Regions from separate parts of the Homo sapiens genome. Here region 1 is linked to region 2. A link is a loop called in an ENCODE intact Hi-C map of the cell type or tissue named here. Cell type or tissue: PC-3. All regions are shown on one strand. Links, peaks and the distances in the headings refer to the core of each region. The heading gives the core; the rest is flanking DNA.

Evidence for each region. Hi-C counts contacts between places; a loop is a spot of excess contacts. Peaks named below come from ENCODE experiments on the same cell type or tissue, not always from the same donor. Only the 100,000 strongest peaks of a DNase experiment are listed, where the experiment ranks them.
Region 1: a loop joins it to region 2, with 5 times the contacts of the local background. A loop is called at or near these places in 2 of 110 quality-filtered maps.

The regions. Positions count from the first base shown.
Region 1 is chr10:67,488,266-67,496,553 of GRCh38, reverse strand. All of the region lies in intron 5 of CTNNA3 (catenin alpha 3), which reads left to right. Among named protein-coding and RNA genes, the nearest start is that of MIR7151, 89 kb to the right of the region's middle. RefSeq lists an enhancer at 6,858-7,027. In PC-3, for the core only: no CTCF peak of the experiment used is centred there; a DNase peak (open chromatin) is centred at 4,093; H3K4me3 peaks cover 985 bases; H3K27ac peaks cover 1,144 bases.
Region 2 is chr10:67,302,526-67,310,871 of GRCh38, reverse strand. All of the region lies in intron 5 of CTNNA3 (catenin alpha 3), which reads left to right. Among named protein-coding and RNA genes, the nearest start is that of MIR7151, 97 kb to the left of the region's middle. In PC-3, for the core only: CTCF peaks have their summits at 3,915 and 4,118 (motif pointing right); a DNase peak (open chromatin) is centred at 4,101; H3K27me3 peaks cover 2,638 bases.

The DNA.
Region 1 (8,288 bases), core at 289-8,288, 190 kb before region 2:
GGTTCTCTTGGGCCAGTGCTGGAGTAGACAACAGAGGGGTGAGAACCTCCTGTTGAAAAGGAAGAAAAATTATCATGCAACAATTTGGAAGGTTTGGATTTTTTTTAAAAAGGCAAGTGCATTAAAAAATAATGAGATAGTGTAGTAAATTATGAAAGGCTGGGAACGTGGCTTCAGTAAAGGCAGAAAGTCCTTTATTATTATTTTTAAACCTATCTTTCTCCTAACCGTAAACATAAGCCATATATTCATGAATACAACCCCCACCAGTGTGTGAGGCCAGTCTATTAAAAATAAAAAGGCACATAGGAGTCTGTCACACCGCAAGATGAAAGCTGTGTTCTTTATGCATGGATATCATTTTGTTTTAGAAGGGTTGTAAAAAATAATACAATTATAAAGAAAGTCAATTTATGGAAAGAAGGTAGACTCTTCCCGCATTATGTAAATACTTTCTACTAGGGTGCTCGATATAAGAAATATACTACACAGCATTTCACTTTCACAGAAAATATGTGATGATTATTCACATAATAACAGGAACTTTTAGAGCATGTGAATATTCATTTATGAATTATTGACAGAGAGGTTGGAATGTTAGGAGATAGTGCCTACTGGACATTATTTAGTAATACAGATTTTCCATCTCTGAAGCTGTGGAAGTGCCTACTATACAGGTTAGGTCTTTGATTTACTTAATTCTTACAATAATCATATAATGGGAATATTATTTTCCCCTTATAATTCCCATATAATGGGAATATCAATTTTCTCCCCTATTGGGCCACTCACACAGGATGTAAGTTTCAAATCAGGCCTAAGTAATAAAAAATGGCAAATTCTTGATATTTTGGAATGAGAGACAATAGGCATAACCAAGTTGTTATACTGCCTCTTCCATGTCACCTCTTCTGTGCCTCCTGAGCAAATACCCTCCAACTTGGGGAGAAGAGGAGAGTTGGATAGGAATAGAATAAACTTAGACATGGTTTGTTTTTGTGCTGGTCTACCACTACTGTCTGCCACTACCCGCCCATTCCTCCAGGGTAGGAGACATGATAGAATTTACTGCAATGAAATTTGGGAGATCTGAGATGGCCAGTGAATCTCAGGCCCTGTATGGACCTATGACTCTAAAAAATGCTTCTAGGAGTCTTAGGGAAACGGAGAGAATGTTTCTGCCATGTTGTAACCTTGGAGTCTTTTTAGTTCTGGGATAGTGTGTAGGGGCATCAGAAATTTTGTCTTAGGTCCAGAGTGTGGGTAGAAGTCAGTGGAGAGAGGGTGTCAGGGAGCTTGATCACATGGAGGAGAGCAGGGGAAGCAGGCCTCAGTCAGGAAACATTGTAATTTTGGAAGTATACAGAGGTTTAGATGGCGGTGTGTGTGGGTACAGCACTTTATCATGTACTTTGACTTTTGTATTCCACTTCTGCCATAGCCAGGTGGGAGACAAGCTGTTGCTTTGGTTAGGGTTGCCAGATAAAATAATACAGAATGCCCAGTTAAATTTGAATTTCATATCAATGATGAATAATTTTCTAGTAGAATTATGTCTCAAATATTGCATGGGGCACACTTATGCTAATAAAAATATTTATTCTTTTTGAAAGTGAAATTTAACTGGGAATGTTTTATTTGCTAAATCTGGCAACACAACTCTTTGGTGCCCTGAGCCAGTGAAGGAATCAAACTATCCTGTGCTTTATCCATCTTTGAAGTTTGACAACAGGTGGGTGCCCCACAACAGGTGTTAATATTACATTTCATAGAAGAAGTAATTCTCAGTTCAAGAAGTAATTCTTAATTCTTGATGGGTTAGTCTGTCTTTCTGAGGCAGCCCAATTAGGCCAAATAGAATGGAAAATATTTAATCCCTAGAAAATTTCGAGAGGGTAACCTATTTAGTAGCTTGTTCTAGAACACACAAATAGTAAATGGCAGCATCAGGTTTTTGCAGGTCCAAATAGCCTCCACAATACACATTCAAAATTTAAAAAGCTCCTCAGGAACATATTTATTGTGTAAAGAAAGGTGCTCTTAAAAACTGACTGGTAGGTAGCTGCTGCTATTTTCTATAATGTACTCTTGTGTTATGGTCAGGCCTACAAAAGAAACCTTACAAGTCTTTCCCAGGAAACATCCTTTTGAAATTAATTGAATTATTTTAAAGAAATAATGAGATATTACTTCTTTTTAACTTGGCATTTTATTCAAAGGATGTTTCTGAAATTAAACCAGTGGGAGTTTAACCAAAATAGTACAGTGACACAATGATGCCATTTAGAAGAATGTTGTGCTGAGTTAAATAGCTCTAATTATCAGCAACTTTCAAATTATAAAGCAATTAAAAAAACCCTCAGTTTTCTTCTTCAGTGGAATCCATAGTGATTGTATGAAGCATTTCATCTGGTTTGGATAGCTGGGTTTCAGCATCTATTTTGAGATCCCAGAGTCACAAAAAGTATGCTATCCTTAAACTTAGTTTTCTCTTGTGCCCAGAATAATCCTGTATTCTGAATCCCATTTTCTTCTGTCCCCTGAGGACCTTCCTTTATAGGAAGTTGTATTTTGCCTTTACTGTCAACTTTTCATTTTTTTCTACTCATTTTTCCTTTTCAGCATATTAACCTGTTAAAGTTTGATCCAAACGACATGACGATGCTGGCAACAACAGCAGCAGCAATGGTAACCTTCTTTCAAAGCAATACCCCATCCAGCGACAGTCCTGTCTTTCTTCTTTTCCTCATGCTAAGTTTCTGAAAGATTTTAGGTGCGCTGACCTGCTTACTAACTACATCCATTTTTGGACAGAAGCGAGGGAGTCGAATGTTTCCTGGAGCTAGTTTTGTTAACTGGTGTTCTATTTCCATTAAGTATCAGATGCCACAAAAATTCCAGTTAATCATGAAAATAATTAAAAAGAAATGTTAATATATACCTTAAAAAATACATGTTAAGCATATAAAATCAAACTTTTTTTTTTTTTTTTGAGACAGAGTCTCGCTCTGTCACCCAGCCTGGAGTGCAGTGGTGCGATCTCTGCTCACTGCAAGCTCCGCCTCCCGGGTTCACGCCATTCCCCTGCCTCAGCCTCCCGAGTAGCTGGGACTACAGGTGCGTGCCACCACGCCCAGCTAATTTTTTGTATTTTTTAGTAGAGACGGGGTTTCACCATGTTAGCCAGGATGGTCTCGATTCCCTGACCTCATGATCCACCCGCCTCGGCCTCCCAAGTGCTGGGATTACAGGGGTGAGCCGCCGTGTCCGGCCTAAAATCAAACTCTTAACATAAAAGCTATGCTGTACAAATATTCCTTTTGCGAGCTTTTTTTTTTTTTTCCCCCACGTTGAGCTAGGTGAAGCTTCTGAAACAGGAAATCAAAGAAATCTGGCCTGAAAGGCAACCCCCGCCTTTTAAAAAAACAAAACAAAACTACCTTTAAAAAGCACAGGCATTTTTATTGCTTCAAGGATCTTCAAAATGCAGCTAAAATTCAAGATTTAGGGCAATCTATTATTAACATTTTTGTTCATTCAATGAACATGAAATACTCCCAACAGTTTAAAATTGTTAATTGTAGAGGAGGGGAGGTTTCCATGGTCTTTTCTTTTTCTATGATTCCTTCCTCTCTTATTTCAATATGAGCCAGCTTATTTGCCTCCTTGTGACCAGCTCAACAGCCCTGCCAGCAGACTCAGTGAAGGCATGGTTTTATTAGCAGTTGTTGGGTGGATGTAAGTATCAGTATAGTTATTACTGTGGATGTTTTAATTATGTGCTTGCTAATCTGTCCTTAGTACTTGCTGTTCCCTCTTCGTGGAATGATTTTCCCCTAGAGCTCACAGGACAATTCCTTCTTATCATTCAGGGTTCAGCTTAAGTATCACTTCCTTACAGTGGATTTCTCTGATTAATCTAATGTAGACTTTCGCCTCTTCATAGCAGTTATCACTGTAGGAAATTATCTTGCACATTTGATCTTTAAGTTGTTTATTGCCTGGCTTCTCCATTGGGACATAAGCACATTGTCTCTCTTGATATTAAGTGGCACTCAATAAACACTTGTTGGAGAAATGAATGATATGAAAGGTTAAGTATACAAGTGAGTCAGAAGTCAAACATTTCTAAGGAGAGGTTTGTATATACTATTTTTTATTAACTTGACTTTTCACTTCTCAGTAATCTATTTCTGCCTTTCACTTGCACAAACACTGTTATTATGATCACTTATCCAACTGACATTTTTCAGACCTTTTAACTTCAACTGTTCTTTTTTCCTGTAAATCTTAATTTTCTTTTTTTTTCTCCCAATTTTTCTCCTACATGTCTGGACTCTTCCCAGTTCCTGTCAGAGTAAATGTTGATATTGCCCAGAACATAACTTGCTCTTCCTTTTCTCTCCTTCTCATTTTTCTTTCTTTCCCCTACACCCTCTGTATACTCTATAGAGTAAAATCATATACACCCACGGAGTCAATAACTGCCTTTAATCTAACAATTGGATGATTCCCATATCTTTATTTCTACCCCATATATTTCTCTTCAATTCAAGATTTTATCCAGTTACTTAATGAGGTGTTCAAGCTCAAGATGTCCAAAATTTAAACGTATTATATATCATATATTGTAAATACATTTTTATATACATTTAATATATTATCTTTTCTTTCCTCCATTCCTATACTTTTTTTCCACTTATATTCCTTGTTGGTGAATGCCTGCTAACTGGTTATCTTGCATTCAAATTCACCCCTTTCTAATTCAGCCTAAATATTATTACTGGAAGGATTATTTTAAAATGAAAATCTGAACATATCCTCAAGTAAAAATCCTTCAATGGTTCTGGTTCTCTGTTGCCTTTAGAATGAAATCTAAATTGTATAAAGCAACTGTGACCCTTTATTTTCCCAGAGCTTTGTTTTCAGCCATATCAGAGTATTTTCCGTTCTTTGAATACATCACATTTCTTCTGACTTCATGCCTTTGCATATACTGTTACAGCTGCATGATTATTTTCCTCCTGGAATTTTCTGATCTGGCTCTTACTTGTACTTCAGTTGCATATGTGATGGCTCCTAATTTGGAGGTAGATACTACTTTATGGTGTTTCGAAAGGATTTCCTGTATACTTTTATCCCATCACTTGTCATACTGTATGTGTTTCTCCTTCTACTGTAATAAGCTCCTTGAAGTCATAGAGAATGTTTCCTCTCTATTCCCCAACAACTAGGACAGTGCCAGGGACAAAGTTGATTTTTAATGTTTTAATAAATGGTTGCCAAATGAACTATGGTTGCACAGTTTTGTGTATATCTATATTCTTATTTCTATCTATATCTGTCTGTAATTTTGGTGAAAGTCTTCATAATCTTTTGAGGCTGTTTGATTCACTTTGGGATATTATGCTACTATTTTATTTTGATTCACTATTGGTTTTTTTGAGGGGATATTTTCAACTGAGTTTTTAAAATTTTTATTTCTGTTTTCCTGTCATATTAGTTTTTTTTTCTTTTTAGAATACTTGTAGGTTGCTTAAGCCTCAGCAATTCTGTGATGGTTTGGGATGGTTTACAAGATCCCTGGTTAGAACTCTTCTGTTAAGGTTGTAAAAGATAGTTTATTTCCTCAGTAGCTTTCTTCAATTAAGAAAAATTCTTTTGTCTTACTGGATTCTGATTTTCCCTTTCTTATTTCTTCTTATGTTCACTGTGTAGTTTCCAGAGTGCTTCTCCATTCCTTTGTTACCCTTCTCTCTCCCAAGGCCTTTCTAAGACCACCTCTTAGAGCCCCACATACTCATTCCTCCTTCTAGTAGGCTCTGATCTACCAGGACTCTTTTTCCATTATTTTTGCAATGAGAGTAGAATTTCTCTTTATAGCTGTGATTTTAGATCAATTTTAAATTTCATTGCTAGGTTCTCTCTTCTGTTTTCAGTATGGTTCTCCCCCATCTCCCACCATCCCTCCACTCTGGCCCCATCTTGCCCTTGTTCCCCAGGTAGGCTTGCACCAGAAGGGTGAGAAATTCCATGCTAAGAGTTGGTGTTAATTTTTTATTCACGTGTAATTTGAAATCTAGGTTGTTCTCTCTTTTCTAGTTATGCTGACAGCATAGGTTTTCTGTAGTTTTATTTATTTTTTATTTTTATTTTTGGAGTATGTGCTGGGAGATTCAGACTTAAGCAGCTGCCATCACCTTGGCTATCCAGAATTCGATCATAAATGTTTAAAGGGATTGAAAAACAATGTTTTCACTTATCTCTTGGTAAAATAATTTATTTTCTTTCTTTGAAACAAATAACTTGAGATGTTTCCCAAAATTGTTGTGACATTTCTGTTTGGCTACATAAATTGTCTACAGCATCAATTTAAGAAACAAAGTGCTTAACATTAAGAGAAATAGAAGATGAGATTTCGCATCAGTTTCACTCTTGGATGAATTCAGATTAGAACATGGGCAATGGAAAGCAAATTAGGGCCTTCAAAATTTATGACCAGTGGGAAAATACATGAGAATAAAATTACATTAAGATTGGTGCTTTGTGTTAAAGATACCTGTGATGAGTTTTCTTTTCAAGAGGAATGAAATGACCTAGATACAAAAAGACAAATATTACATGATCTCACTTAAATGTGGAACCCAAAGCAACTTTATCTAGTTACTTAATGGGCTTTTCAAGCTCAACATGTCCAAAATTTAAATGAATGAATGAATATATGTATATACACACACCTAATGTGTGTATATATATATATATATAAAATCATGTATTATAAATATACTTAAGTATATATAAATTTAATATATTTTTATTTCCTCATTTTCTCCATTTCTACCCTTTCTTTCCACTCTATTTCCTGCCTCAGTGAATGCCTGCTAATTGGTTTTGTTGCATTCAGTCCTAGGAGCAATAGTGAGAGCTAAGCAGTTTTAAAACAATTTGGCACTTCATTTCCATGATATTGATTTTTTTCCAGATACTTATCTAAGCCCCTGAGAAGGTGGGCCAAGGTGCTTTTCTTGGTCTCTTTCCACGCTTAAATGTTTGGTTACTGTCAAAAGAGCAAAGAGCACCTGCTTCTAGTGAATACATGCTCAAATGAAAAATGACAAGTTGCAACTTAGGTTGAGAAGTAATGATTCATTTTTCTCAACCAAAAAGACTAATTTGTTTTTGTGGGTGGTGGTGCAGAGGTGGCTTGGGTGAGGAATGGGGGAAATTACTTACTTTTAACCAGCACTTGGCATTATGAAATGCATTTCCGATAATTAAATGAAAACACATTTCATTTTGAATTGAGTTTAAATAATTTACTACTGCAAGTGAAATTTAAATCTTAGGTACATAAAGAAAAGACTCCCAGGGAAATCTGTAAAAGATACATTAACAGGGATATAGAAATAATTGTTCTATAAAAAGGAATTTAGTTTGGTTTTTTACCTATGTGATACTAGCTGTACTGATACATGTTAGGGAAAAATAATCAAGTACTATAAAAAAATCAGCTGATCCATCTGGGCGTGGTGGCTCATGCCTATAATCCCAGTACTTTGGGAGGCTGAGGCTGGCGAATCACCTGAGCTCAGGAGTTCGAGACCAGCCTGGGCAACATGGCGAAACCACATCTCTACTAAAAATACAAGAATTAGCCAGATGCGATGACCAGCCTGGGTAACATGGCAAAACCCTGTCTCTACTAAAAATACAAAAATTAGCTGGACACGGTGGCATGCGCCTGTAGTCCCAGCTACTCAGGAGGCTGAGACAGGAGAATTGCTTGAGCCTGGGAGCCGGAGGTTGCAGTGAGCTGAGATCGTGCCATTGCACTCCAGCCTAGGTGACAGAAGGGACTTTGTCTCAAAAAAAAAAAAAAAAGAGGCCGGGCACTTTGGCTCACACCTGTAATCCCTGCACTTTGGGAGGCCGAGGTGGGTGGATTACCTGAGGTCAGGAGTTTGAGAACAGCCTGGCCAACATGATGAAACCCCATCTCTACTAAAAATACAAAAAATTAGCTGAGCTTGGTGGCATGTGCCTGTAATTCCAGCTACTCAGGGGGCTGAGGCAGGAAAATCACTTGAACCTGGGAGGCCGAGGTTGCAGTGAGCCAAGATTGCGCCACTACACTCCAGCCTGGGCAACAAGAGCAAAACTCCGTCTCAAAAAGAAGAAAGAAATCAGCTGATGCAAGGGATCTCTGACCCATAGAGTCTTGCCCATTTCATACTTGTCTTTCTGGTTCTTGGAGAGCCATTTATTTCCTTTCAATGTCTTCATTTCTT
Region 2 (8,346 bases), core at 42-8,041:
CCCCACACAAGTCTCATCTTGAATTATAGTTTCCATAATCCCCATGTGTGGTGGGAGGGACCCGGTGGGAGGTATTGAATCATGGGGGCAGTTACCCTCATGCTGTTCTTGTGCCAGTCCGTGACTTCTTACAAGATTGATGGTTTTATAAGGGGCTTTTCCCCTGCTTTGCTTTCACTTCTCTCTCCTGTCACCATGTGAAGAAGGATGTGTTTGCTTTGCCTTCTGCCATGATTGTAAGTTTCCTGAGGCCTTCCCAGCCATGTGAAACTGTGAGTCAATTTAATTTCTTTCCTTTATAAATTGCCCAGTCTCAGGTATGTCCTTATAGCAGCATGAGAACGGACTAATATGGTAATATTAAAACTTTAAAAATTGTGAGCACATTTGGGGAATGAATGAGTCTGTGTTGATTTTTTCCTCTTACAAATTTAATATCTCAGAAAACTTTGCTTTTAAAAAGAAGTTTTTTTGTGTGTGTGTGTGAAGGACATCACAGCTGGTTTTAGTGCTGTTTACTTTCCTTGTTTTATTTATGGAAGTAGGAGGGAATTACTTAGGGGTAGTAATTTAAGGCTATTTCAGTTGGCATTTAATTGGGTTTAGATGTCGGAAGATGCATACAGCTAGATACTTAAATAGAGGGTTTACAGTGGTAAAATAGACTAGGAGAACAATCTTATGAACTTTGCAATATGCTTTCCTACTTAAATATCTTCCAAGGTGTGAGCCTTTAAGCTTTGCCTTCCCTTATCTCCACCTACTTATTTAACCCTTCTATCACTCTGAACTGTGCAAGAAATAACATTCTTGGTTATTTATTTATTCTGAGTAACGTATAGCTTTATTCTGCCTAAGACACTTCACGTAAGTTCCTCTGGAGCTTGTTTGGGTAAATAGAAACATCTATTTAGTTGCTCCTTTAATATCTACTTTTGGTGGCAATTTTTTTTAAAGGAAGGATACATTTGCAGGCTAACAGTTCTTGGTACAGAACAATGTTGCACTGACATTTTCAGAATACTCTCAGGAGTATAATTCTGCTCCTTTTGGCCGGCAATGGTATGATTAATAAGGGTAGAATTTCATTTTTTTGTTCTATTTGGGATTTCTGAAATAGCCTTGGATTAATTTAGAACTACTTATTATAATTGTGGTATATTGATCAATAGTAAGTTGACCCTGTTTGCTGCTGTTTTCATCACAGTTCCTGTTCTGCAACAGATCAGTCAAAACAACATAATAACGACTTCTTTCTGACTGTATTTCTGTGACCAGCTGCACACAAACACACATGTACACATCAACACACACACCTGTATACACACACTTATTCTTATTAGCTCCCTTCATTTCTCTCTTTGTGCCTCTTCTATTGTCTCCCAGGCTTCTCATCCATGTCCACATCATTTTTTCTCCTTAATTCTCTTTTATCTTACAATCATACTTCCACCTCCCATACCTTTTCCTACAGAGTGAAATGTAGGAAAGGTTTATGAAGCTCTTTAGACTTGCCACAAACATCAGCCAGGAGATGCTGCTGTAAGATGACATAGTATTTCACTTGATGATGGTGAGTGAGTAGTATAATTTTTTTACTTGGTAAATTTATGTAAGCAAGCACTCAAGAAAAAGTTTGTGCATATTTTTTTCAAACTGAGTCACAATAAAGGAAGTGAGAGATTTTGTGGCTCTTGTGACAGCCACAAAAAAATAGAGTGCATTAATCATGTTGCATAAAAAGACAATAAGAAGCAAAGGTTGAAATGTTAAACTTTTTGAGATGAGTCATAATTGTAATGGTGCTATTTATCTTCAAAGTTTTTCACAAAATGAAGTAACATCCTCTCAGCAGTCACAATTATATGAGCACCTTTCAAAGATGTTGGAATTAAGGTTAAGAGGTTAAAAAGTCACTTCAGACCAAGAGTAGAAGTAAACTTTTTGAGAATTAAAATTCACTAATAGGAAAAAAAAAGTTTTGAAGTAGGAATTTGTACCTCTGATTCTGGTTTTGCCTTTGCCTCTAAATAGCTGTGTCATTTTTGACAGGTCTCTCAGTTCCTAGTGACTTACTTCCTGGCTCCCAATGTCCTTAACTTTCAAATGAGGGATTGATTAACTGGGTCTCTAAGTGAACTTTAGTACTTAAATAGTTTGATTGAATCCTAGAATTCTTTCTTTCCTTTGAATATTATGCTCAGTCCTCTTAAATGGAATGTTTAATTAATGAAGTCTTTCCATACTCATTATGCATATACCACTTAACATTTAGGCTAGAAAAAAAATGTCTCAAAGATGTATGTATTAGTCTATTTTCATACTGCTATGAAGAAATGCCCAAGATGGGGTAATTTATAAAGAAAGAGAGATTTAATGGACTCACAGTTCCACATGGCTGGGGAAGTCTTACAATCATGGCAGAAGGTGAAGGAGGAGCAAAGTCATGTCTTACATGGTGGCAGGCAAGAGAGCATGTGCAGGGAAACTGCCCTTTATGAAACTATCAGATCTCATTAGACTTATTCACTATCACAAGAACAGCAAGGAAAAAACTCACTCCCATGATTCAATTACTTCCCCCCCGGGTCCCTCCGATGACACATGGGTATTATGGGAGCTACAACTCGAGATTTGGGTGGGGACACAGCTAAGCCATATCAATGTAATTCTGTAATTTAGTCTCTTGAATGTTGAAAGGATGATCCAGTAAGTATGTAGGCCAAAAGAGGGGAAGGAATGATAATTAAATGCTATAATGTGCTAGTTTGGCAATTTCCTGTCATGGAGAACATGAATGATTGGAGTTTTATGAGAACACATGTAGGGTAGAGTAGCAGAATCCCACAGGACCTTCTGAGAATGGGGACCAGATAATGTTATTCCTCTTAGTGGTAGTTTCATGGATCTTGACTCTAGCACTCTACCATTAATAAGACTCTTTCTTTTTGTGTGTTAATTCCTAATTCCACTGGTTAATTTCATCCATATTTTTCCTTTATAGGTCCCGAGTGATGAAATCTGATTTACCTAGCCACTTACCACTTCCACCCATTGTACAGAATTTAATGTACACGAGAATTAATGTACTGGTCACCTAATGGCCACTTTGAGATGCTTGGAGCACAGTCTGAGGTTTGGGGGTATAGGTTGTACACTCAGTCTTAGAAAGAGGTGATAGGCAAAGCAGGACTCAATATCTGATACTGACATATCTAGAATACTGAAATTAACCACTGTAGCTTTTCAAGGATAGTCTTCAAATAAGCATGATGTTTTCCTTCATGAAATTAGACTAGACAAGCACTGAATGGGTCTCTGATACTAGTGCTGTGGTTTATATGAATGGGATATTTAGTTGCTGAGGTAAAAACAACCAACCAACCAAACAAACAAACAAACAAACAATTAATCAGTAGCATGTTGTATAGAAGGCAGAGATTCAGGACTGCAAAGGCTTTTCATGCCATCTGTTGGAACTCAGTATATGACGATATGCTATGACTTTTAATCAATTAGCATTACTGCCCGTATAATTTGATCAGTTATTAGATACTGCTTTCTGCTAGTTGACAAGTTGATTTCCTTTACTTTTCTATAAGACACTGAAGAGAGAACCGAAAATGTAGCAATAGAATCCATTTGCATTTTTTTGCATTTATTAATTATTTAATCAACATAATAAAAGATATTTTTTTCCATACTTTCCTGATGAGGAAAATGAAGTCCAAAAATACTAAGCAACTTGTTAACAGCCATGTGTCTGTTAAAGCATAATGCCAGAGTTTGAATTCAGGTAGATTGTTTCCAGAACCTGCAGTCACCCACAATGCATAACTTTCCCTTCTTGATTTTTACATTTTTTTGTATCTTCCTTCCTTTTTATCTCCTGCTCTGAGTCTTTGATAGGTTTTCTCTGTGTGCAAAATGTTTACTTTCACTTCCCATGAACACTTACATTAAAGTGGAAATAGTGTTTCCTCTGGAATACTCTTCCCAGGAAAGCCAGATATGTGAAGGGTTTTACCTTGGATGGATGGGATCTAGAAGTCAGGTAAAATCCTTAATCCTTGTATTTTTTTTTAAAAAAATCCACCAGCAGAGGGCTCTAGAGAGGCTCAGAGCCAAAGCTATCAAGAAAATGGTCCAATGCAGTGTGATGATCTGGGGTTGTGGGAGACTGATGGAGAAGAAATTCTGAGGAGCTATTAGCTGGTAAAATATCATCAGCACACGCATGCTGATTTTTCCTCTTTTTCCGGCCACTCATTGCCATTTTTGAAACTTCCTCTGTAAAACTTCTTTCCAACTCTTGTTCCTGAGGTTTATGGTCCTGGTTTTATTAATTAAGGTTCCTGGATGTCATCTTTAGCTACATGTTACCATTTAAGGATGTCAGGCAGTGTGTACCTGAGAGTTTTCTTTGATTAATAAAGAGCTCTTCTTCAATCACCTATCTTGCAACTTGCATAACTTTATTGGAATATTGTTCATGCTTTTGGGAGTTTATTCCAACATATTATTTAAAAGACATTTTGTGTCAGTAGTGTCTCTTACTCAATATACCCCAATGTCTGGTATAAGAAGAATACAATCCTATTTTTCCCAAACTTTATCTTTTATTAGCTCGTTCTGATGAAGGTTCCAGTTCCTCCCATCTAAAAAAATTAAAAGGCCACCACTTTCCCTGGGCTCTATAATTTTTTTTTTGCTATCAGTTCTTTCTATCCCTGACTGTTAAGCTTTTTTAAAAGAGAAATTTGCACCTGCTTTATCTGTTTCTTCACCTCCTATTTTCTCCTCACTTTGCTTATTTGACTTCTAGTTCCACCCCACTTCTGAAACTCCTCTGGCAAATTTCACTGACTTCCTACTTGTCAAGCACACTGATTCTTTTTCAGACCTCATTTACTCAACCTATACCATAGACCAATATCTCCTCAAACGCTTGTTTTGGGTGTGAAATGCCATAATAGTTTTTCTTGTGTTTTCTGATCATTCTGTTTTGGTCACCTTTGCTTATTTTTCTTTCTGAGCTCAGTCCTGTATTAGCATCCACTGATATCTCTTCTAGCTACTCAACCAGATAGTCACCAGGTCCTATTGAGTCTGCTTCCCTAATCTCTCAAATGAAGCTACTTCCCTCCACTTTCACATCTACCACTCTAGTGCAGGTTCATCCTTTTTTCTTTTTTTAACTGTAATGGTATCCTAACTTATCTCCCCACTTCTAGTCTTGCCCCTCCAATCTAGCTTTATTTATTTATTTATTTTTTTACAATTCACATTGTGACCTTTTAAAAAGGAAAATATTACTCTTCAACTCCCTGATTTAAAATTCTTCCATGATTCTCTATAGATTTTAGCATAGTTAGCATAGGGTACAAGACCCTTCTTTATTTCTCCCCTACATACCTATCTAGACTTTTCCTCTTCACTTTTCACTTTTTACTTTAATACCTCCCATTGTCTCTCTCTCTTTTTTTTTTTTTTAATTTTTTTTTTTTATTATACTCTAAGTTTTAGGGTACATGTGCACATTGCGCAGGTTAGTTACATATGTATACATGTGCCATGCTGGTGCGCTGCACCCACTAACGTGGAGTCTCGCTCTGTCACCCAGGCTGGAGTGCAGTGGCGCGATCTCGGCTCACTGCAAGCTCCACCTCCCGGGTTCACACCATTCTCCTGCCTCAGCCTCCCACGTAGCTGGGACTACGGGCGCCCCCCACCACTCCCTGCTAATTTTTTGTATTTTTAGTAGAGACGGGGTTTCACTGTGTTAGCAAGGATGGTCTTGATCTCCTGACTTCGTGATCCGCCCACCTCGGCCTCCCAAAGTGCTGGGATTACAGGCATGAGCCACCGCACCCAGCCTAATACCTCACATTTTCTAATGCCTTTATACCTTTTTATATATAGCTTCTTCTTTGTACCTCCTCCTCTTCCCTTATCCTCACTCCTTCTGCTTGACTTACTATACTCTTTAGGTCATAGTTCTGGGATGTCTCCTCCAGAAAGCCTTTCTCTGATCACAGAGTCTAGAGTACATAACCTGCTTTGTACCTTGATGAAATACTAATAACTATAACTACCTGCTTATTTTTTGTTTCCCTTTGAAGGCAGAGGACAATTTTCCTTTTTCCTTTGAGTCAATAGCAACTAGCATAACGTCAGACACGTAGCAGATACCAAGTAATGATTGGGTGAGATTGGTTAGCTGATCCTTCCAACACCTCAAAAGATACACCTTTTATTTTATTTAGTAGAAAAAAAACCAAAAATAGTTGTAAATAGATTTCTTTCATTTCAGAGAAAGCCAAGAGGTAAATTTGCAGGACACATTTGAGGGACACATTCATAATAATCAGATAATATTTATTTCAGTCTTACTTTTATTTTCTAACAAAGCTCAGTTTAAAACAAGTTTCTGCTGACTGTCCAGAATCCTTTCTAATTCAAGTTATCAGTGTCGTGAAAGATGAAACATTGATGAGAATGTGTGTGGTAAAGCAGTCTATAATTATAAACAAGGCTTCTTATTCTTGTGTATGTACTTGTCCTATATAGTGAAGTGCCTATGGAGAGATGGGTTTGACAAGGATGGCTGAGACTTCACATTCAGACAAATTCTGAATAGATGGATACAAGCATTGTATAATAGAAATAGATGGAGATAGGGGCACGGTGAAGTGGTGCTGTCTAAAAGTCAATAATGGGGATGCAGACCCTTAATTTTGCCCAACTCCACATTATATATGTTTACATCTCAAGCATCAAGGCAATGCGAATGTTAAAGTGTAGTATAGAACTAAGAACAAGGAGGAGGCTAGAGCAGTTTGTCTAGCTGAAAGCAAGAGTAAGCCCAAAACGGTACATAGGATTAAATGCAAATAAAGAAATATAGCTTATAAAAGAGAAAGGAATTAAGTAAGTCAGTAGGTTGTAGCTTGTGGGTGAATGGAGCTTAGATTATGGCATTCAGAAGAGGGAAGGGTTCTGATATGAACAGAAATCCTAGGAGAATTCAGTGACAGGTTAGATCCTCACTTAGCAGATGCGGCATGGAAACAAGGAGAGACTTAAATATCTAAATAGGGGAAAGGAGGTGATTATAAAATGAATAATAGTAACAATCCCTGACATTTCTTTAATATCTACAATATACTGTATTATAGGGAACAAGAAAAGGGGTTGGTCACTAACCATAAAAGAACTTTCTTATTGGAATCTAGTTATTAGCTTAAATAGTAAATGACCATTCCTGAGAAACCATTCTTGCCATGGAAATTGCAAAATATTTTAAATTTCTAGCTTCCTTAAATACATGTTTTGGAGTTTTATCAAAACTTGGGTGTGTTAACAAAAGCAAATTAGGCCTGCATGCCGGATCTCCTCTATTTGTTCCTTCAGATACATCTTTCTTCTTCAGCCTGGAAGGCTGTAATGTACAAAATTATCTGGTTCCCTCGCCTTCTAGATTCTGGTTGAATTTGGCCACTTGGGAGTCCAGGTTGACAACTGGAAGAAGGGAGAAAATGAGACTTTGTTATTTATTATATTATCCCCTTGTTATTGGGTTTCCTAGGGTAGCCTGGGTCTCTTGACCAAAGGTCACTGATTCTCTCAAGGTGGTTGTCTCTATGGCTTTCTCTGGTTTCAAATACGGATCTGTTCTCTTGTCTCTTTGGACCTAGGATTGGTAACAGCTTCACAGCTATTAGCACTTGGTTACTGCATTATACCTTATGTCAGTGGTTCTCAAACATTGGTGCACATTAGAATCACCTGGATGAGTTTATTACAATACAGATGGTTAGGCCTCACTCCCAGGATTTCTAATTTAATAGGTCTCGGGTGAGGTCCAAAATTTGCATTTCTGACAGGTTCCCAGGTGATGTTGGTGCTGCTGGTTCAGAGACCACATTTAAAGAGCCTATGTTTTCCTTGTCCCTTGCCTATAGCTTTATTAAATTGTCCTTTTATTCAATCCTTTTTCAATTATTCTAATTTGGTTATACCATCTGTTTAATGCTGGCACCCTGCCTAGTACTCTTTCCCACTTTACCAAAAATGTTCCTAGTCAACAGAACCAAAAATGAAATTCCGGAATTAGTTTTGTCATGTATTCAAAGTGTACAGCGGAAGAAAATGGGACATGGGCAGTTTATGGCAGGAGGTGGCATAATTACTCAGATTATCACTGGTGGTAACATGGGGATGAAGTGTACATGGAAGATAGATTATTGGAGGTCAAGTGGCTGTGGTTCTTAATTGTATGTCAGTGATAACTTATTTACCATTTTATTTTATTTTAATTGACAACAATTGTTTATATTTATTGTA